7 separate regions of the Mus musculus genome follow, and regions 1, 2, 3, 4, 6 and 7 are each linked to region 5. The links are chromatin loops, found by intact Hi-C in ENCODE. Cell type or tissue: heart. All regions are shown on one strand.

Evidence for each region. Peaks named below come from ENCODE experiments on the same cell type or tissue, not always from the same donor. Only the 100,000 strongest peaks of a DNase experiment are listed, where the experiment ranks them.
Region 1: a loop joins it to region 5, with 4 times the contacts of the local background. A loop is called at or near these places in 6 of 42 quality-filtered maps.
Region 2: it touches region 5 in a loop (8-fold over the local background); 10 of 42 quality-filtered maps call a loop at or near these places.
Region 3: it touches region 5 in a loop (7-fold over the local background); 36 of 42 quality-filtered maps call a loop at or near these places.
Region 4: it touches region 5 in a loop (3-fold over the local background); 6 of 42 quality-filtered maps call a loop at or near these places.
Region 6: a loop joins it to region 5, with 9 times the contacts of the local background. A loop is called at or near these places in 11 of 42 quality-filtered maps.
Region 7: it touches region 5 in a loop (7-fold over the local background); 35 of 42 quality-filtered maps call a loop at or near these places.

The regions. Positions count from the first base shown.
Region 1 is chr2:128,310,418-128,314,417 of GRCm38, forward strand. All of the region lies in intron 2 of Morrbid (myeloid RNA regulator of BCL2L11 induced cell death), which reads right to left. Among named protein-coding and RNA genes, the nearest start is that of Gm14010, 110 kb to the right of the region's middle. In heart, no CTCF peak of the experiment used is centred here; DNase peaks (open chromatin) are centred at 2,074, 2,394, 2,954 and 3,314; H3K4me3 peaks cover 1,288 bases; H3K27ac peaks cover 2,296 bases.
Region 2 is chr2:128,076,858-128,080,857 of GRCm38, forward strand. All of the region lies in intron 15 of Acoxl (acyl-Coenzyme A oxidase-like), which reads left to right. Among named protein-coding and RNA genes, the nearest start is that of Bcl2l11, 47 kb to the right of the region's middle. In heart, a CTCF peak has its summit at 2,182 (motif pointing right); no DNase peak of the experiment used is centred here.
Region 3 is chr2:127,887,825-127,891,824 of GRCm38, forward strand. All of the region lies in intron 8 of Acoxl (acyl-Coenzyme A oxidase-like), which reads left to right. Among named protein-coding and RNA genes, the nearest start is that of Acoxl, 35 kb to the left of the region's middle. In heart, a CTCF peak has its summit at 1,762 (motif pointing right); a DNase peak (open chromatin) is centred at 1,817; H3K27me3 peaks cover 1,277 bases.
Region 4 is chr2:128,243,584-128,247,583 of GRCm38, forward strand. No RefSeq gene overlaps it. Among named protein-coding and RNA genes, the nearest start is that of Gm14009, 76 kb to the left of the region's middle. In heart, a CTCF peak has its summit at 2,012; a DNase peak (open chromatin) is centred at 2,188; H3K27ac peaks cover 322 bases.
Region 5 is chr2:128,394,278-128,398,277 of GRCm38, forward strand. All of the region lies in intron 1 of Morrbid (myeloid RNA regulator of BCL2L11 induced cell death), which reads right to left. Among named protein-coding and RNA genes, the nearest start is that of Gm14010, 26 kb to the right of the region's middle. In heart, no CTCF peak of the experiment used is centred here; DNase peaks (open chromatin) are centred at 1,262 and 1,824; H3K27ac peaks cover 1,075 bases.
Region 6 is chr2:128,571,211-128,575,210 of GRCm38, forward strand. Gm36203 (a long non-coding RNA gene) reads right to left here. Exons shown (of 9, transcript XR_866725.3): 7 at 3,271-3,416; 8 at 335-574. Among named protein-coding and RNA genes, the nearest start is that of Gm36203, 19 kb to the right of the region's middle. In heart, CTCF peaks have their summits at 2,199 (motif pointing left) and 2,403; a DNase peak (open chromatin) is centred at 2,131; H3K27me3 peaks cover 423 bases.
Region 7 is chr2:128,120,221-128,124,220 of GRCm38, forward strand. It overlaps Acoxl (acyl-Coenzyme A oxidase-like), which reads left to right. Exons shown (of 18, transcript NM_028765.3): 18 at 2,728-3,673. The coding sequence ends at 2,916. Among named protein-coding and RNA genes, the nearest start is that of Bcl2l11, 3.8 kb to the right of the region's middle. In heart, CTCF peaks have their summits at 2,388 (motif pointing right) and 3,072 (motif pointing right); DNase peaks (open chromatin) are centred at 2,381, 2,951, 3,401 and 3,851; H3K4me3 peaks cover 1,847 bases; H3K27ac peaks cover 1,295 bases; H3K27me3 peaks cover 126 bases.

The DNA.
Region 1 (4,000 bases), 84 kb before region 5:
CCACAGTAATCTTCTCATTATCTTTCTCTTTGGTAACTAGAGGACAGGGAAAAATCAGATTTGTTGAACATTTTTTAACCTCACAGACAAAGTTTAGAAAAGGTAGGCTGGATTTAATGTGCCACACTGTTCTCTTTTCTGTGCCATGTTTACTTGTCCCTATAATTTTAAAGACTTCCATGAAGTTAATTTATAAAGTATTGATACGTATAGAAAAAGCTGTGTGTTTACCTGATTTAGGTTTATATCAATATGATGATTTATATGTGATAAATAATATAAAAGTGCACACACACACACACACACACACACACACACCAATTCCAGGCCATTGGTCTTGGCAACAGGCATTATTAACCACAGAGCTATCTCCCCGTCCCTCTTAAAAAACGGAATATTCAAATATGAAGTATAAGAAGCATAGTTTAAAAAAAAATACTGTTTAGACATGTGAAAATAGCTTAGTCAGCATCCCACTACACCCAAGGCTATACCTGTTCACCAGAACTCAGTCCCATCATTTACTCAAGCTAACCAGGCATAAGCCTAGAATCCCATGGCTCCCACTGGCCAGTATATAAGCAGAGTCCAAAAGCAATGCTCTACTTCACCCATCTGGAGAGAAGCCACCATGATCAGCCCTGTGGCTGGAGAGTCTTCTCCGGGATCCTGACCGTCAAATCGGAGACTTCTGTCAAAGACAGAAAACGACCTTCTAAGATATGTCAAATGGGTGAGTAGCCTTAGGGAGACAGGCTTAGGACTGTGGTTAGGAATCAGTGCATGAATTTTGTATGATAACCTCAGCATAGTGAAATTATACCAACTATGCATACACACACATGCACATATACACACATGTACATACATAAACAAAAACGCATACACATGCACATACATACATAATACACACAATATGCCTTCTTGCTTGCAACATGTAGTAAGATATTGTCAGGTACACTTTATGTTTCTCTTGTCTTGGAATCCCCTTATCTCTGTGAATGATACATTAAAATTATTAATTTAAAGACATTTATACCTTTCTGGCTCTTCATTCAAAGTTTATTGTTTGAAAGCAGGGTTACAGAGATGCCAATAAATTATCATATTCTATTTTATATAGGGGCAATTTGCTTTAACCTTATCAAAGAATTAAATAAGTCACCTCAGACAACCAACCAGTGAAAAAAACTTTTTCATTTATTTTTTTTTTACAGCTTAAAATCTGGATAAATAATTAATTTTTTTTTTTTTTTTTTTTTTTTTGGTAAAAGTGGAAGCAATTTGGGTGACTTTAAGTTACAGCAAATTGGGAGACTCAGAGTCCTCTAAAACCTTAGCAGGAAAAGTGATTATAGGCGTTTACATGAAACTCATTCACTCTCCCAATTCCCAGAAAGACATCACATGAACTAAGGAGATGATGGCTTCCATCTTACTCTGAAATTACTGTTTGCCCTTCTGACTCCCAAGACAGTAGAAGAAAAAAGGAAAAAAAAAAACAAAAAAACAAAAAAACAAAAAACAAAACCAACAACAACAAAAAACTACGATAAAAACAGGAAAAAAGCCATTTTACATTTTTCCCTTGCCTTAAACAAGTCTAATATTAATAATAATCACACATGCTGCCGAAGAGAGCCGCTTTCCTCCTGGTTTCTTTTGAAATGACTTCCTTTACTTTTTCTTTTAACCTACAAATGGAGATCTGGAAAGGGGTGGGTTTGGTCATTTCGAAACTTTCCTCCCCAGGCGTCTCAGTAAATAACCCCAGGCCATAGTCTGGGTCTTCTCTGTTCAAGTCTTCTGGGGGCGGAGACTGAGGAGGCCAGGGGCAAAGGTGGGGCTGGGGTGCTTGGCAGAGGGAGTAGAGGACAGGAAGAGGAGGAGGGAGCCATGGGGTGAACTCCCAGCAAGTGTACATAATGTCACACACAGAGAGACACACGGACACACATGCACACATATCATGCACAGTAGATTCAAGCTCAAGAATGAGAGAAGAGGAGGCGGAGGGAGGGAGAGGGAGAGCCGGAGAGGGAGAGAGCCGCGCGCGCGAGCGTTTCCTGGTTTGATGTCAGCTCTCCAACACTGGCTCCGAATTAGCCACAGTAATATTGGGCCCCTGCCCACTCAGCAGGCAGACGGCTTATCCAGCCAGCAACAGGCTTTTAATAAAACAAGATGTTGTCCCTTTACTAAGGCCAATGGACTCCTTTTCTCTGGCCCCGTGAAATATCCTTCCACCCCCCACCCCCACCCCCAGCAGCAGTTTCGGCAGCCCCCCACCCCACCTCACCACACCCCCCACCCCCACCCCAACTGGCATTCCCAGGGGCTCTGATCTCTGGCTCTGCTGTGTCTCCAAGGTTCACACCCAGTGTGCTGGCTCCTCCTGCAGCTTCTATTTGTGTTCTGCCTTCATACCCTGTCTGCCCTATCCAGCCCACCTCTCCCCCTTTCCTGCACTCCGGGTAGCTAGCAATAGACACAGACTGGGAGGCAGGCAGTCATCTGACCTCCTAAGAGACCAGCTTTCAGCTTTAAAGACACCAGTAGGAAAGGCTGGACAACCTGGATTTCATCCTCAGATCTGCCCTGCTCAACTGTGGCTTCGAACACACTGCTGTATGTGTGGCGGCTAGGTTCTCAGCTTGGAACGTAAGTAGCAGGTTGCTTATAGACCAGTAAAATATTGAGCTCCAAAGGCACTGAGAATCCCTCATTGCACACTCTTCTTAAGCACAGATGTCGTAGCCAGGTCAGTCACTACCAAATGGTCAGAGATGATATGGGAGTGAAGGCCTGCAGCGCTGGCTTGTGAGGCCCCTCCAAGTTGGGAGGAATCTGCTCTCCACGCCCACCCTTGTGTTTGCTACAAAGTTTTTGAGAGGAAATGGACCGAATGAGTGCTGTGGACCCGCTTGTGCCTTCTCTCACTCAAGATGCTCCCTGGCTTTGGAAGAGAAGAGAGGAGAAATGAGCAGAGGAACATCTGGGCATGTGGATGGAGTCAGAGCTGGGAATTGTGTCTTCTGGAGCTTAGCCCAGATCCACCCCGAGAGCAGCAGGGTCCTGGCAGGAAGCAGGGTGTACCAGCCAACATGGGAGAAGAGCTGCCGAATTCTAGCCAGGGTGACCAGAGAGCTGTTCAAATGGCAACCTCAGAGCGAGGAATGCAGAAAGCCCCCAATAAATGCAGAAAACCACAAGGATAGAACCCAGCACAAAAGCATCAGCTAAAGAATGTGAGCAGGAGGAGCAGCTCATAGGGAGGATGCTGGGCTCCCTGGAGGAAACCCTGGGGTCAAGGGGAATCTGTATTGCTAGCTGTAGAGCCTGGGTCAGCCCAGGACAGAATCCTTTACCACATTGCTTAGCTCAGTAGCTCAGGATACCCGGGGCAGGGAGGGGACTCTGTAGACACATTTCCACCTTGATTCAAAGACAGCACACCCTGATCTCCATTCTTGGGCCCAATGGGAAAAGCAAATGAAGAAAGTATATCAGAGTAAGGGAGGAAAAAAAGCTGTAGGTTTCAGACTGAAGAGTGATGCCAGCATGGAGCTGTCAGCTATAGTAAGTGACCAGAAAAAAATCTGATTCAGAGAAAGACAAGCAAACATAAAATTCAGCCCAGTAGGGCGGCAGCTGGGCAGAGTGGAGGGGTGACCCCAGGTCAGTTACCAGGTGTGGATAACCCATCTGGATGGCTGGGTGGTGTCAAAGGTTAAGGTCAAGGCTAATTAATTACCAACTCTTAGACTGTGAAGGGGGTGGGAGATGTCAGACAAGAGTCAAGAATGCCCAGGCTGCAGATAAAGGGAAGGCAGGGACTGTGCAGGAGACTCAGGACTCACTGGCACCCACTCTCCTCAGGTCTGTCAGGGGCTCTGTGGAAAGGGAAGAGTTGCCTCTCTAGTAGCAACAGGCGTAGTGGGGAAGGCGCCTCTCTAAGAATTAAGTTTCCTAATCAAACTCAGGGCTGAAATCAACCAAA
Region 2 (4,000 bases), 320 kb before region 5:
CCTGGTGCTTCTCATCTCGAAGGAGGGAATTCTTCAGTGGAAGAGTCAGGGCAGGTATTGTGGCCAACAACCCAGGAATGAACATATTTGAGGAAACTTCCCAGCCTGCGCACTATTTTCCAAAAGGACCTGTGTAGCTTCAGGGATTCCCAGCATCCCTCAGGGCTGGACCAGAGGAAATGCTTTCTGTTCAGAGGGAGTGTGGCTACTTCCCTCTCTCTGAGGTTTGGCTCTGGGAACTTTGTGTGCTAGAGCGAGCATCTTAATTCAGGCCAGTGAGCACAGGCTGGAATGAGGCTGTGCCAGGAACACAGGTTCTTCATGGAGAAAGGAAGCAAATGGTCCACAAGAGGCCTTCACACACAGTGACCCAACCCTGCAGTAACCAGCACCGTATCAGCAGTCCTGATTCTGATTGAATTCTATCTTCTGATCATTGCGACAAGGAGGAGGAGCAAGGAGAGGGACAGACAGGAACGGGGATGGGGACAGCACTCACATTGGATTCCCTCATTTAGAGATCCAGACATTTTACCTATATGTCCTGACATGAATTGGCTGTGAGGAAACTTATTCATAGTAACTGAACTTAGAAACGACTGGTATAAACCAGAATGCCAGTTTATTCATCAAGTCAAAACCCACCTGCAAGCCATCCCTCCCCTGGGCAGCACGACCCTTGGAGTTAAGTGGTAACCGAGGGGGTAACTTATGCTTTCAGGGCTGGCTGCCAATCTGAGGATCCACGGTCAGGTCAGCTGCCAGTTATCCTGTAGGTCACAGGCTACTTATGTCCCTGAACCAACTATGGTTCCAGCCACATTTGCTTAAGAAATTTGTGAAGCACACCGAACACACAGCACCCCAGCCCATACACCCTAGTTGAAGGCAGGCATGTCCCACACATCTATCCACAGCATGCATCATTCATTGGCCTCATTCTGGGAGGTGTTAAGGTGCTGGGGATCTTCCTTCTGGGTCCCTGGGTACTGACCGCAGATACTGTCCATCCCAAAACCCAGCTCTAAGGTGAAGGCATGGGTCATCTTTGACCCCCAATTCTCAAACATCTCTGAAGAGCCGTTAGTTTTGTGTCTGGGGCTTGTATGGTTCACCTTAGAGGCAGGACTGGGACTCTTCCAGTGACTCTGCACCTTACAAGTATAGTTGAGTTTGGTGTGAGGTCTGAGGTCACTTGCTTGAGAGGCTGGTTATCTGGGCTCATGCCCTGGCTCTCCTTCTACCAGCTCTGTGACTGCAAGAGAGATGCCCAACTTCTCTGAGATTCATTTACAGAGACGGTGAGACTATGGCGAAGATGAATCCAGAGAATCCTCTCAAGTCTTTGTCTTACTGTCTGACTCATTCTGCGGAATGCAAAGAAGAAAGCTGTTAATCACTAGTCTAAAAAGAAACAAAAACACCAACCAAACAAAAAATTAAAAAAAAACAAAAACAAAAACAAAAAACCCTTAGTTTCTGTAACTGAAGTAGATCTTGTCCCTTAAGAGGAAGTTAAACAAGTGTGAGTGTTTGAGGTCTGCGTGCAGGGAAGAAACATCAAAGGTTTGCTGTCTCCTCAGCACAAAAGAAATCCAATCCATTCTAAACTTTCAGTTGGCTAATTTTTTTTTTTAAGAGAGTGATTGTTTTCAGAAAATTACCCTCAGGTTTAAGACCAGATACAAAGTTCTTGGGTATATAAAGAAGAACATTAATTCAATGACAGTGTTTAGGGAACTCAGGAATAATTTATAATAGAAAACTCTGTAATGAAAAGGTTTAGAGGCTATGGCGATGTCTCTGTGGGTGAGAATGCTTACTGCACACATGTGAGGATCTATGCAGCCAGGTGTGGCTGTGTGTCCCTACGACCCCAGCACCTTGGTGGGCATTAACAGGGGATCACTGGGGCTTACAGACTGCTAGCCTTTCTCCAGGTTCAACGAGAGACCCTGTCTTAAAGGGGAAAAGTAGGAGACCCTACATCTTCCTCTGTCCTCTGCACGCACAAGTGTGCACCTGTTTACACACTAATGTGCCTATACCACTTACAGGAAAACAAGGTGTACAATGCAAAGGTCTGCACAGACAGACCTGTGTCAGGCCCTCAGGATAGGAAGGCACACAGCCTGCAGCAGGCAGGTAGATGGAGCCCGTGTTGCTGCCTTCACATCCTGCCGCCCTCCAGCAGAGGTCTCCAGGGGAAAGGAAAACTGCTAAGAGCCCAACAGTCTTTGCTGACCTGCACAGATGTTGCCTGCAACACTTTTGAAGGAAGAGCACACAGAAGGAGAGAGGGGAATCAGTCTGCTAAAGCTAGACCTTAACATCTCCCCAGATGGAAATGAACTCAGAGCCGAGCCACTTTTATTAGGAACAAATGGGGAGGAAGCGCCTCCTGGCATCAGTATCAGTTTGTCACCTGAAGGCTGGGGAAAACTCGGCTTGAGATAAAAATGTTAAGCAGTCTCCAGTGGCTTCCAGAGTGGGATGTAGCCATTACAGTGATAAATTGATATTTTTCTGTGATGCACATATTTATCTTGCCCTAGAAAGAGCAGCTCTGAACCTCATGGTATCTGAACCCCTAAGGGTATGCCCCGTTCCAGGCAAAAAAGAAAGGAAGCACTCATTAAAGAAAGGGTAGCATCCATGCTTCCCAGCTCCGTGCAGAACGGTCTATGACGTTTCTCAGAGCTGGTGAGCTTCATGCAGCAGGAAGCCTCTCTTCTGCTTCTTAATAAAGTGCCTGATAATTTGGAATGTCCGCGTTAAGGGCAGGTTGTAATTATAATTAGAACACAGAATGCCATGGGGTTCTGCCTACTGAGAATTAATTTCAGATTCCTTTCAAGGACGTGTGTGTTTTGAAACGAGGCTTTCTTTGTTAATAAAAACATGATCGCATGCATTATTTAAAACAGCGTGTCGTGTTTTGCCCATTAGTGCTGATTCCAATATTCTTCGTGGGGCTGGCACTTTCCCTCCAGTTGTGAATGGAGTTAGTCTTTGGACAAATTGCACTCGCCTTACTTAGCTTACACTTGAAACCGTTTTCTATAAAATTATGAAAGTAGATTTGCCACCTCCTTGAATGCCTTTTAACTGAAGGCCACCTCTTCAACACAATCCTGTGTGAGTCTAGGAACTTGTCACCCATTATAACTACCGAAGTGTCACCCCCATGCCACCCTCAGCCCTTAAACCTGAAGGACACGGTTTTCCTTTGATAGAACCAGAAGTTTCAAGTGAACTTATCTTACTGTGTGGATAGTGAGTTTGCGCAGTGTTGTGTTGTTCCTGCTGGAGACTGAAGGTGGAGGGTGCTGTCAGAGGGGAGGACTCGAGGACCTGTGCCAGCTATGACAATGTGCTTCTTCTCTCGACGCTAGTCCCCACCAACCTGACACACAAACTTTACCACAGTGGCCTGTGCAGATCCCTATGTCTTCGTTTCTCTTCACAAAACAACTTAATGGAGAAAGGTTGCTTCCCTCTCACAGTCCAGGAGCACAGTGCTGAGGTCAAGGCAGTGGGAGCCTGAAGCTCTGTTTCCTCTCATCCACAGTCAAGCAGAGGGAATGAACACAAGCTGCTACTCAGTTCTGCCTCGTTGTCTCTGCAGTTCAGGATCCTAGCCACAGCCGCAGGTTTTCCCACCTCAATCGCCGTTATTAACATAATTCTGCAGGGGGATTCCAAGAGGCCCATCTTTCAGAGAATACTAGATTTTGTCTAATTGACAATGGACACTAGTCGTCACACCGATGAGATGCAAGTGGCTAAAGGGAGGGAGTCCTCAGTATGGCTGTACCTGGTCCTATCTTCTCTGTGTGTATCCACATCACATACATGAATGATGGGACTGGCCAGGGATCTAGGGTGCTGAGAAAGGGCAGATGTAATTGGCTCACAGTTCTCAGCAGAGCTGGGCTTTTGGAGACCCCAGGAAGGGAAGGGATGTGCCAGCTTGTCCTCTTTCTCCTGTCAGATGTTC
Region 3 (4,000 bases), 510 kb before region 5:
TGGGTCCCCCTCCACAGGCTGTCTGTCAGTCAAGGCTGCAGCTGATGGGAGTCATCCTTTCCTTACCCCAGGACCCAGCCCTGAACTAGGCAAAGAGAGGCACCTAACGTGAGGTTGTCAGGTGAGATTACTGAGTGGAATCAACATGAACGGAAACAGCTGGAATGCTGTGTCTGCTCCAGATGCTGTAGCGAGGCCATTATGAATGAGCAGGGCTCTGGATCCGGCTTTTCTGGGCTTTCATTCTGTCCACCTAGCCTCAGGATTCAGAGTCAGTCCATTTCTAAACCAAACCAAACCAAACCAAACCAAACCAAACCAAACCAAACCAAACCAAACCAAACAAGACAGAACTGCTGTAAGACACAGCACATATATAAGGAGTTTGCACATATATAGGGCTTGCATAAGTACCTATGTATACCAAAACCACATACATACATGACAGGGATGTGGAAGCTCACAAGACCAAGTTCAACTACACTGGTTATTAAATGCACCTGAGGTTGCAAGGGTGACAAATAGGGACAGTAACACAAGCTCACCTTTGGCGTGGATGCTCAGACCCACTGTGAGTGGTGGGAGGACTTTGTGAATGAGCAGTGCTGGCTGTGAGGGGGCTGCAGACAACAGCAGCCATGCTGCCTGAGCTAGTGATGGAGCGGTCCCTTGGGTCTTGCTCTAGCATAGATTTTACCGTTAGTGACAGAATATTTACTGGGAGCAGGGACTATGCCTTTTTGGTTCAGTCTCAGTGCAAGGCTTAATTAAGTGCTAAACACCATGGAAGATTTTTAGCCTCCCCCGGTCTTCTTTCTGTCCTTCCATTTACCCTTCTGTCTACCTAGCCACTCATCAATCATCTACCAGTCCAGAACCTACCCACATACATATCCATCTGCCCATATACCTTCCACCTATCAATTTTTACATTATTCTATCTTTTCAGTCATTTGCCAATATACAAATACAGCCCTCCATGCATACCCATTTGCCCATTCATCCATCCTTTCCTCTCTCCTCCCCTTGCTCTGTCTCTCCATTCTGCCCTCCACCATACTGTAGGCTTTAGTGATTAATGGAGATCTGTGCAACACTGTGGAGAAAACAACCCATCTCTCTGGATCACATTAGAACCATGCCGTAGCTGGGAGTACGGGAGGAGCCTGGAGGTAGGTAGCACCTCGGTGAGATCTTGCAGGAAGGCTCAGGGTGGGAGCTGTACTGAATGGGCATGGCTAGAGTTGAAAGCCTTTGCTAATGTTCATGTAACTTGGCCTAATAGAGGGCAGAGCTAAGAGAGGTAGTGGGTTCCTATGTCAGTGTCCTAAACATGCATGGTGTGTGTTTTGCTAAAACTAGAGAGAAATTCAACAGATGCATACTCTTTTAACACGTGTCAAGTGAGCTCACCATTCATCTGTTCTCAGAGAGCAGCGTGGGAGAGTTGAAATTCGTGGCTCATCTCTCATTAGTTGTCTTTTTAGAGAAAGCACGGTCTCAGTGAACATTAAGCTGCTTGGGCTGTATTATTCCTTTTCCGAGAGAGAGAGAGAGAGAGAGAGAGAGAGAGAGAGAGAGAGAGAGAGAAGAGAATGGTAGGGGGAGAGGGAGAAGAGAGCAGAATACCAGGACTTGCTCTGTGGGTGAGAATTCTGGTGGGATGATGGTTTTAGCGTAGATGGTCCTGGGATGGGAGATTGGGGTAAGGGTACATCTGTGTCAACTATGGCGTGGAACCTTCCCAGGACCAACCACCAGAGGGCAGCAAAGACCAATTTGCGGATTGTTTCCTGACTGCTTATTTGCTTTGCTTTGGGTGTCAGAAGTGGCTGGAATTTTGCCGTTGTCAGCGGTTTATTCGGCTTCTTATCAACCACAAGTGCTGACTTTAAAAGGGCAATGGTCACTGTGAGAGTGGGGGAGCCTCAGCTGTGTGATTGCTGGGCTCAAGATCAAGCTTGTAAATAAGCTATGGTTATTTTGATGACTCCAGGGCATAATTTGACTCATAAATGTCTCCTAAAATCAAATGAACCCAACAAAACCAAAGCCCGTTGTATCACTTTGGATGGGTATAAAAATGCTTACACATTGTCGTGTTGACTCTATGGCAATTGCTTATGTTTTTACAACAGAAACGTAAACATTTATCTTTATTTTGAGTCAGGGTCTTGCAATGTATCTCTGCCTGGCTTTGAACTCCCCTTATAGACCAGGTTGGCCTCTAACTCAGAGAGATATCCCTGCCTCTTCAGGCCAGTTACTGGGATTAAAGACATATATACCGCAATATTTATCTTTTAAAAGATTAATCTGCCGCACTTTCCTCCAAAGTGAGGAGCCAGAGCTCAGTACAGCTAGAGATAAGCTTGTGTGTTGAAAGTGTGTGGAAGAACTACCGTTTTGAGCGCAGTTCCTTTTATATGGGCCCAATTTGTTCCCTTTCAGCACTGCGATGATGATAGAGATGACCTGGTGCATACCCCACAGAGACTCAGAGTGTACCAAAGAAACTAGACCATTGAAAGGGAGCATCCAGGGTTACCCTGGCAAGGGGACAGGGGCAGGTGGTGGTCGGGATCCAGGGCTAGCACCTTATAGAAGGAAAGCCCTAGGGTATTGTGGGTTGGAAGGGACCTCGGAGATTGTGTTCTATACTAAGCCCCACTGCTCTCCATGGTTGGGATTGAATCTAAGAATTCCTACATGAAGAATACAAACTCGGTCGCTCAGCTGCGCCCCACCCCCTCTTTTATAGAAATATTTCCGAGTAAGGCCTCTTGATCCCTGGCAGAGTGACCTAGAGTTGGCATGCAGCCCATCTTTCTTGAGTCACACAGCTAGGTCGTGCTTACAGATAGATGGACACTCTCAGCGCCTGTGGTAGGAGTGGAGTTTTTCAGTGCTGAAGGAGAGGGAAGTCCTTGGGCGTTCCTCCCTGTTTGATGTGGCATAGGGAACTTTAGCTGCTGTGACTGTGCCAGCAGTTCAAGGATCAGCACTGCTTGTCAGTGAGTCATCAGAGGCCAAACAGGCCTCTGGGAACCCAGCCTTCTGAGGCTCCAGGTACAGCCACGGCAGCCATGGGGACTGGGACACATGGCTGTGGACTGTTTTTCAGATGTTCCTTGCTTGGGTCCTGCTAGGAAGGAAGCTGGCCTTCCTCAGCTCTGTGGCCCACTTACTTGGGACAGAGGGTATCTGGGCTACAGCTGTAGGGAGCTGCATTGTTTCATGGAGACTGTCACCTGTCACTGGGAATCATCGTCTGTGCCACCTGGAAGGTTGGACAATGACAACCGATGGCTGGCAGGTTTTCCTCAGTGTTTCTGCCTGAAGCCATTTCCATGTAAGATGGTCCCTGTGAAGGGGACTGTCCCTTTTCTTCACATTTCACTCTGTCATGTTTCTGTCCCTTGCTTTAGTAGATTCACAGAGAAAGGGATTGAAAGAGAAAAGCCACAACTGTGGCTGGCTTTTGTTGAGAGCTTCCTGTTAAGGGACAGCATTTGAAGCATGCTATGAGCAATCACAGTTCATCTCGGCAGTCCTGTAAGGTGGATATTCTCATGAGTCTTGTATTTAGTTGAGAAATGTTGTGATCTAAAACAACATAGCAGTTTGTCCAGGGTTTGTCAGGGCTCACAGTTCACTAGGGTCCAGTTCTTACCGTGCAGGCAGGGTAGTTTTCAGGTGATAAGTCTTTGAGTGTCTTGCATAAGCCCTAGCCACAGCTGCTCCTGGATCACTGTGTGGTATACAGTCATGTTTGCTTTGATTAACTGAGCTTAACCAAAGATTTAAAAATTGTCTACATTGAAAGTCATAGAGATTCTACCCAAACTGGAATTTGTCAGATGTCAGCTGGCTAGTGGCAGGGCCAGAATCTAGGCCTCCACCCCATCTAGTGGCTCTATAGTAGGCTGCTGGCTTTTTCTAAGAGTAGTACCTTTCCGTGGTCCCAAGCATCTGTGTGCCAGGAGGGCTAATGAAGGGC
Region 4 (4,000 bases), 150 kb before region 5:
CATCTTGGAGGAAAGCCTCCACTGAGGAACTGGCCGAATCACATGGGTCTGTGGGTGTAAGTATGGGAGCTCGTTTTCACTGTGAGGTGATGGAGGAGGGGCCAGCTCACAGTGAGTGGTATTCATGGTGACTGAGGACAATATAAGAAGGCTACCTAAAGAGGAGCTCCTGACAACAAGTGGCATTCCTCCATGGTTTTTGCTTCAAGTTCCTGTCCTGACTTCCCTCATGGATGACCCAGAAGTAGTTCTATCCTTCCTTAAGCTTCTCTGTCAGAGCACTGTAACAGAGCTGAAACTGGGACAGACCCCATGATGTTCACATTTTTGAGGAAGAAACTTCTGTTAACCCTCAGGGTGTGTCTCTGGCACCTAACAGAACAAATGCCAACCCAGTTTTCACTCTGTCTGTCTACATAGGTTCAAACACAGTACAGCTTCACTAAAACTCACACTGCAGTGCAAATCCTCTGTTTGTAGTCTTGGGGGACAAGTGTTTGTGGGCGGCACCTTCTGAAAGCAGTGCGGATTCTCTCATGGGAGTGAACGCTTGTCATCACAGGACTGGGGTAGTTAGTGCAGGAGGGGGCTGTCATTAGATGAGGTTGCCCCTTTGTGTCCTCTTGTGCCTGTGCCTGCTTACCCTTCTGAGTCCTCCCATGAGTTGAAACTGCACAAAAACCACAAGGGAAGTCAGACAGATTCTGGTGTCATGCATCTGGACTTCCCAGACTTCAGAACAGTGAGTCCAAATAACAATGCATTTCTTTACAAATCACCCACTCTCGGGTGGTCGGTTCTAGGCACAGAATGCAGACTTATGCATCTGACATTTATTCCGTGAGGAGTTCAGATTGCGCACTCCCTTCTCTTTCCTCAGACACAATAAGGAAAACACGAGAAAATGCAGTCTGTCGTGTAGACCAGTCTTTTCTTGCTCCCACCCATCACCCCTCCTCTGAACAGGTAAAGGCACTTCTGTGATTCCGGAGGTATAGAGGGACTTTGAAGTCAGGTAGCCGCTGTCCAACAGCAGCACCACGGGAAAGGCTTCTGACCCCTTGAAGCCTCAGTTCCTTTGTGTATAAAACTGAACCTAGAAGTTACTTACATAGGGCAGCACTGGGCTAAGACTACCACTCAAAATACAGATTCTGTAGTATGAAAATTATTATGTACACTTACATGAGAACTGTTTTGTTTCTCATCTTAAATCCATACAACTTATTATTATTATTATTATTGGTTTGTATTATTGCTTTTCCATTTTTATTGTTATTTTATTGTACTTAGTTTTATTTTAATTTGTGCTATGCCTGGACATCTACCTGAAATTTAAGTGACCCATGAATGTCAAGGTTTGACATAGACTAGTGAATAGAATGGGCTCAGTCAATGGCAGTCATGATAGTTTCTAGAAATTCCTCAAGAAATTATCCAGAAGACTTCAGGGAGAGTTGGGGACATTCACACTCTAGTTGAAAGCACTTTTCTGGGCATACGACACGGATAAGACAGGCAAGACGTAAATAGGACCAGTTTTTGTATTCTCAAAAGAAAATGAGTAACCATTAATCCTAAGTCTATGGGTCCTATGCACAAGGGACATTCAGGATGACGTAGAGAACATGAAGAGGCCTCTGTAAAAGAACGCTAAAGGCTGAGTGACCAATGAGGAGCCAGGAGTACCAAGCAGATATTTCAAACATCAGGCTAAGAGAGAATATATGTGAGAGCACTTTGTAACTCTTCTGACCTGGCGACAGATGGGAATGGCTACTTCTATATCCTGGCTACCACAGTAACAGAAGAGACTATGTATTGTAGTCCTGAGGCAGTGACCCCCAGTGAAACGTATTTTTAAAAAAAAAATACATAGTGGGGGTCTCTTGTTACATTCTTCCACCCCGACTATAAAACTGTAAGATATAATGAGAATATTCTCCCCTCTGGATACTCTGGCTCCAGGCCGGACTCTTCTCCGATCTGTGTTCTCTTGGTGGCCCTGGTGGAGGGATGAGGAATCTGCCCTTCCAAGCCTGGCTCAGCAGGCTGGATCTTGGGTGAGGACTGAACAGCCAGGCCAGACAGCAGGCCGCCTAGCTGCCCCGACTCTCTGCTGGCAGACCTGGCCTTGGCCTGCTGTCTGCTTTCCAGCTCTGATTCTTCTGCTCGCTGGCCACTGGCCACAGTGTTGCTCTGCACTCCGTTATCTGGAACTGTCAGATCCTTTGGCTCAGCCTGTGCCATCCCATGGGGCTGTGTTTGCAGGCTCGGCCCCTCATGGCTCGGGAAGCGCGCCAGAGCAGAAGGGTTCAATACCCACAATACTCTTTGTGTGGGGCATGAGGGGCCATTGGAGGCTCTGTTGGCACTGACAAATAGTACTCACTCTGTGGGAAGCCTTGAGTACTCAGAATCCATTAGTAAGCAGAAAATTGAGCTTACAAGCCAGTGTGCCAATAACTTCATAATATATAGACTCATTATTCATATGTATATTATCTGTATACAGCCAGCCCCCAGTAACCAAGGATCCTACAACCCCAGACTAAACGAATCACGAACAAAAAATATTTGTTGTAACTGCATTTGTATTTAACAACGACAGATATTTTTCCTAAATGATACAACTACTAACACAACATCTAAGTTAACTGAGGACTGTTTAAATTTTATAGGATGGTATATGCAGGTCCATTGCAAATACTGAATCAGTTTATATGAGGGGCTTGAGCACTTATAAGATTTGGGCATCTGAGAGGTTAGACGCTCCAGGAAGCAGTCCCCTATAGATGCCAAGGGCAACCTCACAAACACATATGCACATATATGATACTATGTATAACTGCATATACATATGCATGATCTTCTTCATGGATGCGTATACATGTATAAATGGATGGATGACTGAAATATACACAACTCAGGCATAAGCAATGGTGTAGATATAGACACACTGGAGAGTTACTGGGCAGCACACCACTATGAGTTGCAATAGTTAGATTTTAGCTGGATTTAATTTTCTCCTTTTATTTTGCTCTAGTTTTTAATTTTCTGGAAATAATACACATGATGCAATCATAATAAAGGAAGTGGGGCTGAGGCTATGGCTTCATTAGTCGTGTTTCTGCTCAGCATGCACAGAGCCTATGCTTTGCTCCCTAGCACGGCATAAACTGGGCTTTGCTATGTATGTCTGTCATCCCCACCCTTGGGAGGTGCGAATAGGAGGGGCCCACCATGAAAAGAGCAGGCAGAGCCTGACGTCTGCTTTTGTAGATATTTTTTTCTGCTTGTATTTATTTGTATATGTGCACATATATACAAATGCACGTGGAAGACAGTCCAGCCTCGGGAGTTACATCTCAAGAACCAAGCCTCTGGGTTTGCTTGTTTGTTTGTTTTTTTAAAAATCTTGAGAGAGATCATTTAGTTGGCATGGGCCTTGCTGATTCTGATAGACAGACTGGCCAGCAAGTGAAGTTCCAGGAATTCTCCTGTCTCCACCTTCTTGGTGCTGGGATTATGAGCGAAGAAAGGCAGCACACTGGGATTTCCTTACATGGGACCTGGGGCCTGAGCCTTTTACTAATTGAGCTTGTCTCTGGCTCCCTTCACCATGTATTTAACTCATGTTTTATCTACACACTAGAACCCTGGGAGGCTCCTCTGACCTGAGAATCTGCAAAATATGGGAGACATCCATCCTCCTGCCCCACTCGGGTCTGCACAACTCCTCTACAGTGACCTCTGCCTGTTCAGATGGAGAAGGAGCCTTTCTTTCTGCTCCTTTCCCCTTCCTCCATCTCCCATCTCCTTTTCCTCTCTGTCCCTCCCGTCTTCCTTTCTTTCTGTCAGTCTCTGATATTCAGGGCCTTCCTGGGCAGTGCTAGTCTATACCAAATACTGTACTCCCAAGAGGTAAGCAGGCAAGAACCTGCCACACTACTGGGTATATGAATGTCCTGAGCCTAGCTGTGTCCACCAGTCCATCCCA
Region 5 (4,000 bases):
CCTGATAACTGGAGAATCAATGTCCCTGACACAGAAGCAGCAGAGTATGTAGAATTAATTTGGCTTTGGGATTTAATTCAAATAACTTAGGCCTAGAATAGAAGACAGGCAGCTGGACGTTTTGCTTTCTGGAACATTCCATGTAGTGGGACCTGACTTAGGTGGGTGAAGTTCTTGACCCTGAACAGAAAATAAAATGCTAAAAATAGTTCTGAGAATACTGCCTGTCTTCATAGCCAACCCTAGAATGTAGAATGTGCTACGTGTCTGTGAAATGGAGCCAGAGACTCTAAGAACAATGACCCCATGCCGGGTCCTCAAAGAAATACGCTGGAGCCTAGGACACAGGGTTTCTTTTCATCTCTGTCATAAAATGTAAGCACAAACTTCACTGTGAAACCCTTACCCCTGAGACCTTCCTCAGAACCTAGGAGAAAAATCCCTTACTCAGAATCCAGGTCTTCCCCAAGAGGGTGAACCCAGAGAAGCCTTTTCTAGGGGTATGGCCGATTGAGAGCCCAAGGTGTCTCCAACGGTCTTTTTCCCACCTTGTTTTTCTGATCTTGCTGTTCTTGTGAGACAGGGTCTCATAAGGTTATATAGCCCAGGCCGGCCTGGGACTCCCTGAGAGCCCAGGCTGGCCTTTCTACCCCAGCCCCGCAAGTGCTTGACATTAGAGATCTCTGTTATCATGCTTGGCTGCCTGGCTTCTCTCCCACTTTTTGACATAAACAACAGCAATATTTTACTGAACCAAACAGAGCTCAAGCCAGCCAGACCTCTGGCATTCCGTTTCCTCCCGTCAGCCTCACAGCCCTGTAGAAGTGTCTATAGTAGTCTTCCAGTTTTGTCATTGGGTTCCACTTAGCAACCCACACAAAAACTAAGAAGCCAGGAGAGGGATAGGTAAGACAGTGTGTGGGCTTCATTGATAGGCTCATGGAACTTCGAAGTTCAAATGAGGCCCCAGGGGAATGGTTCAGGGACATCAGTGTTGTGGGTGCCCTGCCTCTGGCAGGGACTGGCATCTGTCCAGACTGTAGCTCCTGTGTGCTCGGCTCTCATTTCCAGCAACCTGTACCCCTGTTTCCTTCCTGGTCTCTCAGCTATGGAAAAACACAAACAAGGAGGTGGGACCATTTTAGGTAGTCCTAGAGGCAAAGGTTGTGTGTCCCAGTCTCACAGAGAAGTGGGAAGCCACAGAAGGCAGAAGGGCCAGCCCAGGGCTCTGCTTTGACGGGACAATGGACACACCCGAGGGTCACTTCCTTTTACCTTCTGTGTGCTCTCAGAGGCAAGAGCCTCCAAACCCCTCAGCTGACAGGGGCCAGGACTCGAGAAAGGTAGAGGGCCTGGGAAGGTGAGGGTAGACTTTAATCTTGAAGTGGATAATGAGACAAAGGCAATGGTCATTGTGGATATTAAAGTCACTCCTTAAAAAAATAGAGGAAATAAAACTTCAAACTTTCTTAGTGTTTTGAAATCACAACAGTCTCAGATTGTGGATAATTCCATGTCATAAAAACAAACAAAGGGATGCATATTGCTATTAAATTGTTTGTGTTCTGCTACATGTATACACACACACACACACACACACACACCCTCATGCAAGGGTTTGAGGAAATATAATATCCTTGTTATTCAACATGAAAAATAAAGAAGAAAAATATATTTTCCACAGGAACAGCCATCTTCTCCTCCTTGATATCCTACAACTTTGTTTGGGACACATAAAGAGGAAAGTGCTGGGAAGTGGAGCGGGCTCCTTAGGGCCGGGAGCCCAAGCCTCAGCGGGAGGCCAGCAGCTGCGGAGAGGCTCAGGCTGCTTCATTTCTTTCTCAACACCGCCACCTACAGGGCCTGCCGGGAATGGCACTGCATGGTGCGGCCCAGACACCCTTAACAGAAAAACATTCAGAACAATCGCATCACTTTTTTTTTTTTCTTCAGCTTCCTGTTTATTAGTGTTTTATCTAAGAGCAGAACAAAAGTCTACATGGGGGTGGCAAATGCACGGTCCTACTCACAATAACACACACAGTTTTCAAATACAAGGGGATTATATTTTTACACCAAACCAACTCCAGGCAGGCCTTTATTAACTTCTGAAAGTTGAGAAACAAAAAGAGTGGAATTCTTTGGCACATCAAAATTATAAAATATCTTAAAGATTTTTTTTTTAAAAAGGAGATGGGGAGAAGGTTCAGTTAGTGGAATGCTTGCCCCACAGGCATATTAAAAACAAATAAATAAATAACAGGTATGGCCCTCCAAAGCTAGGGAGACAGAGGCAGGACAGCTCCTAGGACTTGCCCAGCCTAGCCAGCCAGCTGATAACCTCTGGGTTTTGTTTGTTTGTTTGTTTTTCCTTTTCTTTCTTTCTCTTTTTGTTTTTTGATTTTTTTTTTTTTTTTTTTGAGACAGAGTTTCTCTGTATAGCCATGGCTGTCCTGGAACTCGCTCTGTAGACCAGGCTGGTCTCGAACTCAGAAATCTGCCTGCCTCTGCCTCCCAAGTGCACCACCACTGCTCAGCTTAAGCTCTGGGTCTGGTGACTCGTCCTGCCTCAATAAAATAAGGTTGAGAGCAATTGAGGAAGACAGTAACGTTGAGGTATCATCAGGACACGCATGCATGGGCACACACATGCACAGGCATACACATGTCCATACACTCCACACACAGGTACACACATCTGAACACACACATACCATACATGAACCAATAATCTTTTTTTTACAGATAAACAAGCGTGTTTGTTTTCTGCACATTTGAATGGTAGTATTCATTTCTATACACCTCACTGGTAAGACTTTGTATGTTGTTTGGCAAACTCATGAAGGCAATGAAAACCTAAGTGTCCGCCCATCTGTTTCGGAGATTGGGTGGGTGATGGAAAGGACAAACGCAAGGTGCCCGCTGTTTCCATGCTCAGAGGTGAATAAGGGCTGGGAATGCCTGCACTTCTCACACAAACACGAGCCCTGGCGAGACTCCTTCTAGCCTTTCCCTCAGCCTGGCATGCTGCTCTTCCAAGCCTATGTTCTCAAAAGTCTCAGGGACAATAAAAGTGAGGGGCATGCCACACAGCTGGTGGTCATGGGACCACTGACCTCACATGCCACCTTTTAAAAGAAAGGTTATGTGTTTTATTTTCTGAACATGGGTGGTTTGCTTGTGTGTATCTAAGTGTGCATGCCTGATGCCCTATGAAGTCAAAAGAGGGTGTTGGATCCCTGGGGACTCAATCTACGGAGTGTTGTGAGCTGCTGTGTGGGTGCTGGGTACCAATCCCAGGTCCTCCTCGAGAGCTGAACCATCTCTCCAGCCCCACCCACATGTGCACACGTCTCTCATCATCCTCAGAGATGAACATGCGGGGAATTCTTATAATTACAGCCAGCAAGCAAAACTGTTGTTGTATTTGGTGACCTTCCTTGTTCTTGTGATGACTCAGGTCACTTTAAGTCCTCTAGCACGCTCGGTTATTCAGAGACTGTTTGTTCTGGCTTCCAAGTTTGAGTCTTATTCTGGTTGGTCTATCTTGTCTTGACCAGCACTAAACACATTTCAACTCTGCTGCAGCCTTCCCTGTCTGCAGACACATTAGTTGTTAGCCCACACAATTAAAGGCCTTTTGTTTCTTTATCCATTCCATTTTCATGTGAATGAGAAAATTAACATTAAAAACCACCCAAAGGGCCGGGGGGGGGGGGGGGGGAAAGGAGCTGTGGTTACCATGTAACCACATGTGCTGCCTCCCTTCCAAAGGATCAAGTTGGGTTCCCAGCACCCAAACCAGACTACTCATAACTGCCTGTAATTTCCAGCTACAGGAGGATGTCCACCACGTCTGGCCTCTGTATGCACTATCACATACTCAACATAATCTCATAAATAAAAACAAATCTCAAAAAAACAAAAGACCCTCTAAGCAAGGCCATGGGAATATGCGTGTGAACATCTCATGAAAAAACAAACAAACAAACAAAAAAAC
Region 6 (4,000 bases), 180 kb after region 5:
TGGAACCCAGCCAGGATCCTCAGTCCCTGCTAAACACTGCCCACATGCCCATTTCGAAAGCCACAGAAGGTGTTAGGCTTTTATGATCAAACTGATGAGTTTATGTGAAAGCAGAAGAGGGCAGCTGAAGGTCAGGCGGTGAAGTATATGCAGTCTTTGAGTTCCCCAGGGATCCTTGTCCAGGGCCTGGCCTCAACTCCCTTCTTACTTCCTACACCCCTAGCCATGTTGCCGTGATTGCTTAACTCACCAGGGAAAGAGCTGTGATGAGGAGAAACTTAAACTAGATAATAAAGCATGCAGGGATGGAGCCCAGTCTCCATTTAGCTCTTACACTCTCAACATTGTAGCTTTGAGGGGAGACTTTCATTTCTCAGACTGCCTTGCATTCTACAGCTGCAGATGCTATTGGGCCATGCACTCCTTTGTTGTTGATACTGTTGGCGTCTTGCTATGTAGCCCAGATTGGCCCAAAGACTCTTATGACTCCGTTCCTCAGAGCTGGGATTACGGCAAGGTACCACCATCCTGACCCACGAAGCTCTGATGAGTGGTGGCTCGTTGAAGCCCAGGCCTGCGGATGCAGGGGTGAAGAGCCCTCAGGTCTGAAGGTCTGAGAATAAGTAGCCTCGAAGTGCAGACTCAGGAGAAGATACATCTCAGTTCAGGAAGAGATTGTGCACCATTCTTCCATCTGGTTTATTTGGGCCCTGGGCAGACAGGGTGATTCCTATCCCTGTTGTTGAAGGTGAATCCTCTTTGCTCAGTTACAGACTCAAATGCTAATCTCATCCAGAAACTAACTACATCCAGATACAATGTCTGCCAACTATTTGGTCCCGCCTTAGCCCAGTCAAGGTGGTATATAACATTAATCGTCTCAGGGGCTGGAGAGGCCCAGAGATGAGAGAACTTGCTCTTCTTGCAGAGGAGTTCAATTCCACAGACCCACAGCCACCTGTAGCTCCAGCTCCAGGGATCCAACAACCTTTTGTGACCTCCATGGGAATATACATATATACATACACACATATACACAAACACACACACATTCGCATGCATATATGTACACATAGACACATAAATAAAACAATAAAAAATTATTTTTAAAAATAAACATATAGAGAAAACAAGAATGTATAATACATCATATGTAATACATAATACATAAAAAGTCCCATCATAAAATGACCAGTACTCTATGATTCCATTTATATGGGGCACTTGGAATAGTCATGTTCCTAGAGATAGAGATCTGGATGGTAGTTGTTGGTGGCTGTTGAAGGCACCTCTGGTGTTTACCAAATAGTGTAATGGATGTAAGCTACAGTTCTGTATTATGTGAGAGTACTTAGCACTACTCAACTAAATACCTTTGAGTGGTGAAGGTATCTGGGATTGGTGGAATGCTTGCAATCCCAGGGCTTTAGAGATTACAAACTGGAGTTCAGCCTGGGCTACACTGCAGGGCCCTGTATACAGATAAATAACCCTGAGATGATGAGTGTCATACTCTTGTGTATTTTCCCACCGTTAACAATTGTTGTGCAAAGTTTCTGCACGCACTGAATCCTTTGTTGCCCAGTGTTCGGCAGATTCCACTTTTTGTTTGGCTGAGATGTGTCTTCAGCTACAGATCTATTTGGTGCCAATTTTAGTAATGGTAGAATGAAGTTCAAATAAACTTTCCTCTCGAGAAAGGCCTAACTCCGGCAAGTTGCCAGGACAAGAGAAGAAGCAAGCACATGCAACAGTGCGGAAGGCACCGAATCCTGCAGGCACACTCTGTAGGTGATCTTGACACCAGGATTGGAGCCGTGAGGGGAGTGGAGGAGACAGGCAGCCGTCAACCACACTATAATCCACAACATGTATTATCACTGTCTTCTGGATTATAGATGTTTCTTTCAATGAGTCAGGAAGGTTGACTGGCTGATGGATTTAAAAAAACAAACAAAAACAAAACCCTCATAGGGCTTTCCTTATATAGATTGTCCTCAGGAGACCTCTGACTGAATGTTCCCTCCTCCCTAGCTAGCAGCTGCTTCTTAGCATGTGTGTTTACAGAAATACCAGTAGTTATTGCATGTTCCTTGCCATGTGATTAAGCATTGCCATAAAGCCCTGGCTAGATTAGGGAAAGATCTTCCCTTTCTGAGACTGGAACCAAACTAGTGTCCATGACGGACAGCTTCTGCCACCTACTGGCCAATGGTAGTATCACTTGCCAAATGCCTCTACTTGCCAAGGAGAGAGAGCTAGAAAATTCAATATAGGAGGACACACTATATGGGCTTGCTCACACACGCACGCGCGCACACACACGCACACACACACTGAATCATATATTTTAGCGTTATATCACAGAGTATATACTCAGATGTTGGGTTAAGTGGAGTCTACCCCACTATTGCTGACAACTTTCATTTAGCATCTCCCTCAACTCTTAGAAACAGTGCATGAGGTAAGCTCCATTGTTCTCATTTTAGAGGTTGGAAAACTGGAGAACGGAAGTGTCCTTCTGATATGACAAGGGATCAGAAGCACCATGAATAATATATTGGAAAGAAGGCCTACAGTGAAATTACTATCTTCTCTCTCCATTTTAAATTTAATTTTGTTACTTTATGAGTTCTGCTTGATTTTCATATGTTTATCACATGCATACAGTGTCCAAGGAGTCCAAAAGGCAGTGTCAGATCCCCTGGAACTGGAGTACAGGCTGTTGTGAGCTGCCATACAGGTGCTGGGAACTTAGGAAGAGCAACCAGTGCTCTTAATGCTGAGCCATCTCTCCTGTCCCTGCTTCTCCATTTTTTTTTCAAATCAAACACACCATTGTAAAGATGTCTAGTGTGCTCTAAAGAATCCAGAAGAGCCAGCTTAAGAGTCAGAGAGATGACTCAGCAGTTAAGACCACCAGTCGCTCTTCCAGAGGATCTGGGTTCAGTTTCCGACACCCACATACAACCAATCTTCCAACCACGGTCTGGAGTTCCAGATAGTCTGATACCCTCACATAGACATGCATGCAGGCAAAATACCAAGGCAAAATACCAATGCACGCAAAATAAAATAAATAATTTTCTTTTTAAAAAAAAAAGTCCTACAGAAAATAGCAGCTAATGCTTCTGTCCAGGTTCACTCTGGCAAGGTCACCGCTTTCCAGACCTCCCACAGTGAGTGTAGCAGGTGGCTGTGTCCTCATTACTTACCTTCAGTTCATATCAACAAACACATGGCTATTTCTCCAAACAAAACAAAACAAACCTTACATCCTGAAAATTTGCCACCACTGAAGATCTTTATGCTCTGGAGTCCCTCATAGTCATTCAAGCAACAGTGCAAATATGCAAATGTGTAAAATTTCCAAGCGTGACCAGGTGAGACAGGAGTACATCCGTGGACATATATGGCTTGATTAAAAAAAAAATCAGTTTTAGACCCACAGTTGAAATTTAGAGGAAAGGGCTGGGGAGATGGCTCAGCAGGTAAGAGCACTGACTGCTCTTCTGAAGGTTCTGAGTTCTATAAATAAATCTTTGGGCCGGAGCAAGCAGGGACTGAGTGAGTGGGGTTGACTAGAGCAAGCAGAGGTCCTATACTCAATTCCCAGCAACCACATGATGGCTTACAACCATCTGTTCAGCTACAGAGTACTCACATACATAAAATACATAAATAAATCTTTTTTAAAAAGAGAAATTTAGGGAAAGAATCAGTTGTACTGGCAACCTCCCCAAAGACAGGCCCATCCCTTCAGGAAGAACATTCTAGACACTGTATCTTCTCACTTTCCTGCCTCTTTCTAGTGGGCCGTGGACAGTGATCAACAGTCGCCTGTCTTTACTGAAGGGAAAGGAATGAGACCTGCAGTTTGAGCCCACTGTTTCCCGTTGGCATAATCAACAGCACACCTCCATCTAAAAACAAGACAGCCTCCTGCTGGTGTGAGGTACAGGCTCCTCTCCTCCCATCCCCCCCCCCCCCAATCCCCTCT
Region 7 (4,000 bases), 270 kb before region 5:
GCAAACCTTGCACAGAGAGCAGGTAGTGGTCAGGAAACACACCCTGCAAATTCCTACATGGCCAGGGCCTTGCTGAATGGAAGTAAGAAAGGGGGTGGGAAGCTTAGAGACTGCTGCCTCCAGGCTACCTCCTTTTCCTGGCTGGATAAGGCAGTACTGGAAGAGTCAAACAGGAGAGAAGAAAGAAAATATGCAAGCAGGTGGGCATATGGAATCAAAGGAGACAGGAACCCTTCCCCTGGGTTACAGTCACATATCCACACTCGGGGCCTCCTGATGCCCCATGCTTCTGCTTGCTTTCTGGCTTGTATTTGTTATCTTATACATCTCTGTGTGTGTCTGCTAGGCTGTATGTGCACCATATACATACTACACACAGACACACACACACACCTGCAGAGGCCAGAAGAGGGTGATAGATCCCTCGGAAAAGGTGTTACAGGTAGTTGTGAACCACCTGACCTGGGTGCTGGGAACAAACTTGGGTTCTCTGAAGGAGCAAGGGCTGGTAACCACTGAGTCATCTATCCAGTCCACATTCAAGCTTTTTTTTTTTTAATGCAGATTGTATTTTTAAGATTTATTTTTGCTTACATGTATGTATGTTCACTATATATGTCCCTGGTGCCCAGGGTGAGGATGAGGGGGCTGAAGAGGGAACTCCATCCCCTGGAACTGGAGGTAGGGACAGCTGTCAGCCACCATGTGGGTGTCAGTGACTGATCCCAGGTCCTCTACAAGAGTAGCAAGTGTGCTTAACCATTGAGCCATATCTCCAGGTCCCTACCCAAACCGCCTTTTTTTTTTTTTTTTAGAGGCCCTGAAACTTTGCAGTAGCTTCCTGCTGTAAGAGGCCATGACTGTCTGCAGTGTGTAGTATGCACGTAAGCTTTTCAAGTCCTGTGTGGTCTCTGATGCAGGACAGTACCACAGTTCGAATACTGGGAGTAAAAGGAGGTTAAAGATTATGCTCCTGATAGGAAAAGACGAATGGGCATGCTCCGTGGAAGCCCCGCCCCGCCCCACCTCACCCCTCCAGCTACATATTCTGAGTTCTGTTGATATAAGGATGGGAAAGCCAGAGGGTGCTTCAGGCTATTCCAGAGCCTGAGGTTTAGAAACTATCCTGGCAGTCAACGTTTGGTTTCCCTAGCCAGTTCAATGCTCTTTTCTGACACCCGTGGTGGGGTCTCACTCCTGGAGAATGAGGAGCACAGAAATACCATTCTTCATCAGCATTTGGTCTTTCCTTTTTTTTTTTAACTCTTTCTTATAGCAAATAGAAATCACTTTCCATAATTTCTACCTCTAAGTCTATATTTCACACTAGACAAACCAAACACATTGTGTTCTTTCACAAGCCTTCTTTCAAAGTGAGTTTCCCCCATTGGCCGCTGCATGACAAGAGTTGGCCTATCTGCCTTAATGAAACCCACAGGGAGCATTATCTTGAATAATTACATGAGTACACGTGGCAAGTTCAGGGGCTGGGTAGACCATCTTGTGGTTTTGAAATGTGTGGTAAAAAGCATCAAGAGTTGACAGATTAGTTGGGGATTTGTCAAGAGTATTAATTACAGACTTGGAAATCTTGGTTAGTGACAGTCTGTCTTGTCGCATCTTGCAAATGTGATCAAAGTCATTTCGGAACTTATTTGATGGTGCCTAACCAAGGTGTGTGAAGAACGAAGCTTTTCATTAGAAATCACTGGGAAGTGGGGTGCATTTTGAAGGAAGAGGGCCTTGAATTGCACTCCCCTTCACACTTCTTCCTCCTCTTCCTCTTTCTTTTGGGGAGGGCAGATGGGGGGGGGTCTTAAAATATAGATAGCACACAAGGATAAAGTTGGGCCCATAAAAGTGTTTTTAAAGCTACAAAAAGAAACTATGAAGCCTGGAGGTTGTTGTGATCAGTCAGTCCAAGACATGTATAGCTTAACGAAGACCTCAAATGTCAGAGTACAGTATGAATTTGCTTAGGGGAAGGGAAAACAGGTCTCTCCCCTTGTTCAGATCTAGAAAAATCATCCTTTATTTTGGCTTCTTGCAGGGATGAGTGGGCGGGTCGGTACTGGCATCTAAATCATAGAAAATGAAATAGAAACACAGCCCTGTCCTGAAACCTCCCTCCCTTCTTCTGGGAAGTCTGTCCTGATGGACCTCCACTGCCTAGCAGAGTGGATGGACCACTCGTTGATTCTGCGCAACTGGAGAGGCCGGAAAGTGATTAACGCCGAGCCTTGGTTTGTTTGGTGGTCCGCAGCAGTCTCTGAAACCCTCCTTACTGCCTTCCAGACTCTGTTGGCACCCTTCTGGTGAGACGAGGCAGATCTTTTCAATGGCTCATCTAGTCAGAAGTTCTCGTCAGTTGCCTCTGTGCACCAGAGGGTGGCACTCCAGAGGTGGAGAGGAAGGGCGGGAAGAAGGAAGGAATGAAGAGAAGGCAGCATTAATTCTCAGAGCTAGGTCTCTAGTTACCGAAGTATCTTAGCAAAGAGCCGCTACCCTCAGTCCCTTACCGGGGGTTGGGGGGGAAAAACCCCTCTAAGTTTCGACCGGACCTGGGGGTCAGAGTCTTAGAGATTTTAAAGAAGTCACAGCTTGTTTAGAAACAATAACTTTCTGTGTTGTGGGGAACCCACATTTTCTGCACTTCTGAGGGGCAGACGACAAGTCCTCCTTGACTGCGCCCACATCTGACCTGACCCTCTGTGCCATGTTTTGCAGTTGCTGAATTTGTGCGAGTCCGTGAAGGATGACGCCCTGAAGGTGATCTCTGCCTTCAACATTCCACACATCACCATCCGTGCACCAAAAACAGGAATCCCCAACCCCGGGGCTGCCGAGGCCGCCTACCCGGCACCCATGCAACCGCTCGTGCGGGATGCGGCGCGCGCTCAACTGGCCAAGCTGTGAGCCAGGCGAGAAATTTAGTGTCCCATCTTCCAAGTATTTGGCCAGAGCTGGAGCAGAGGCCAAAGTGGCAGGTGCAGGGCAGCCACCTTGGGGATTTTGGTCTGGCAGAGGAGGTCCAGCTAAGGCTGGCGAGGAGCAGGGCAAGTTGTCCGGGAGAGGGAGCCATAGATGGATACCCCACTATCACAGTGACTTAGCCTGGTTTGTAGCCTCGCCTGGCCTTTACCTTGACTTCTCCCAGCCATGGCCCTGGATCCCCCAGACAATCGTCTTCGCCCACCGCATGGTGCCACCAAAGATCTCTACTGTCAGTGGTGACTCATATTCCCAGAGACTTCGAAAAGCTCTGGCGCTGGGTTAAAAAAAAAAAAATCAAAACATAAAAATCAAACACCCTTAGGCAAAAGGGGTGGAGGAAAGCTCCACCCTCTCCAAGCTCGGGCAAAAGTTCAGCGAGGGATGATTCGTGAATCAGGCTTGCTCCAGCTTTGCGAGGAAATGCACTGGCGAGAGCGGAGAGCTTGAGCCTGCAGTCGCCCTAGTCTCACCAGGTAGGTGATCTCCGGACCGCACGACCATGCGCGACAAACGCTCCTCCGCGCTAAACTGTTACCAACCCTTCAGAAAAGCATAGATGTGCAAAGATTAATAAATAATAGAAAGATGCTCCCGCGGCTTGGAGAGGTAGGGCTGGCTGGCCTGGGGAATAATTGGAATAAAGTGATTTTGGAATTTGGAGAGATTACACAGGCGGAAATGAATTTCTCATTTGTGTTCTGACTTGGTGTTGCCCAGTTTCGTTCTCATCTCTAGCCATCGACTCGCTCCCCTCCCTCCATATCCGCTGGCAGCCTCAGTAAGGCACCAGTGACCCACTGGCCCTTCCCACGCTGCTCTTCTCTGCTGTCAAATCCGGTCCCAGGAGTTCTTCCGACACAGCCAGAGAAAGCTGAATGGGCCCAAAGGCCCGCGGCTACCTGACTTGAGGCACTTGGTGGAAGCTCCCCTGACTGCCTTGTTCCCTGGTGATGCAAGAGCCTCCGCCTCCAGGCCGGCTTCCTAATTAGGACCTAAAAAAGAGCAC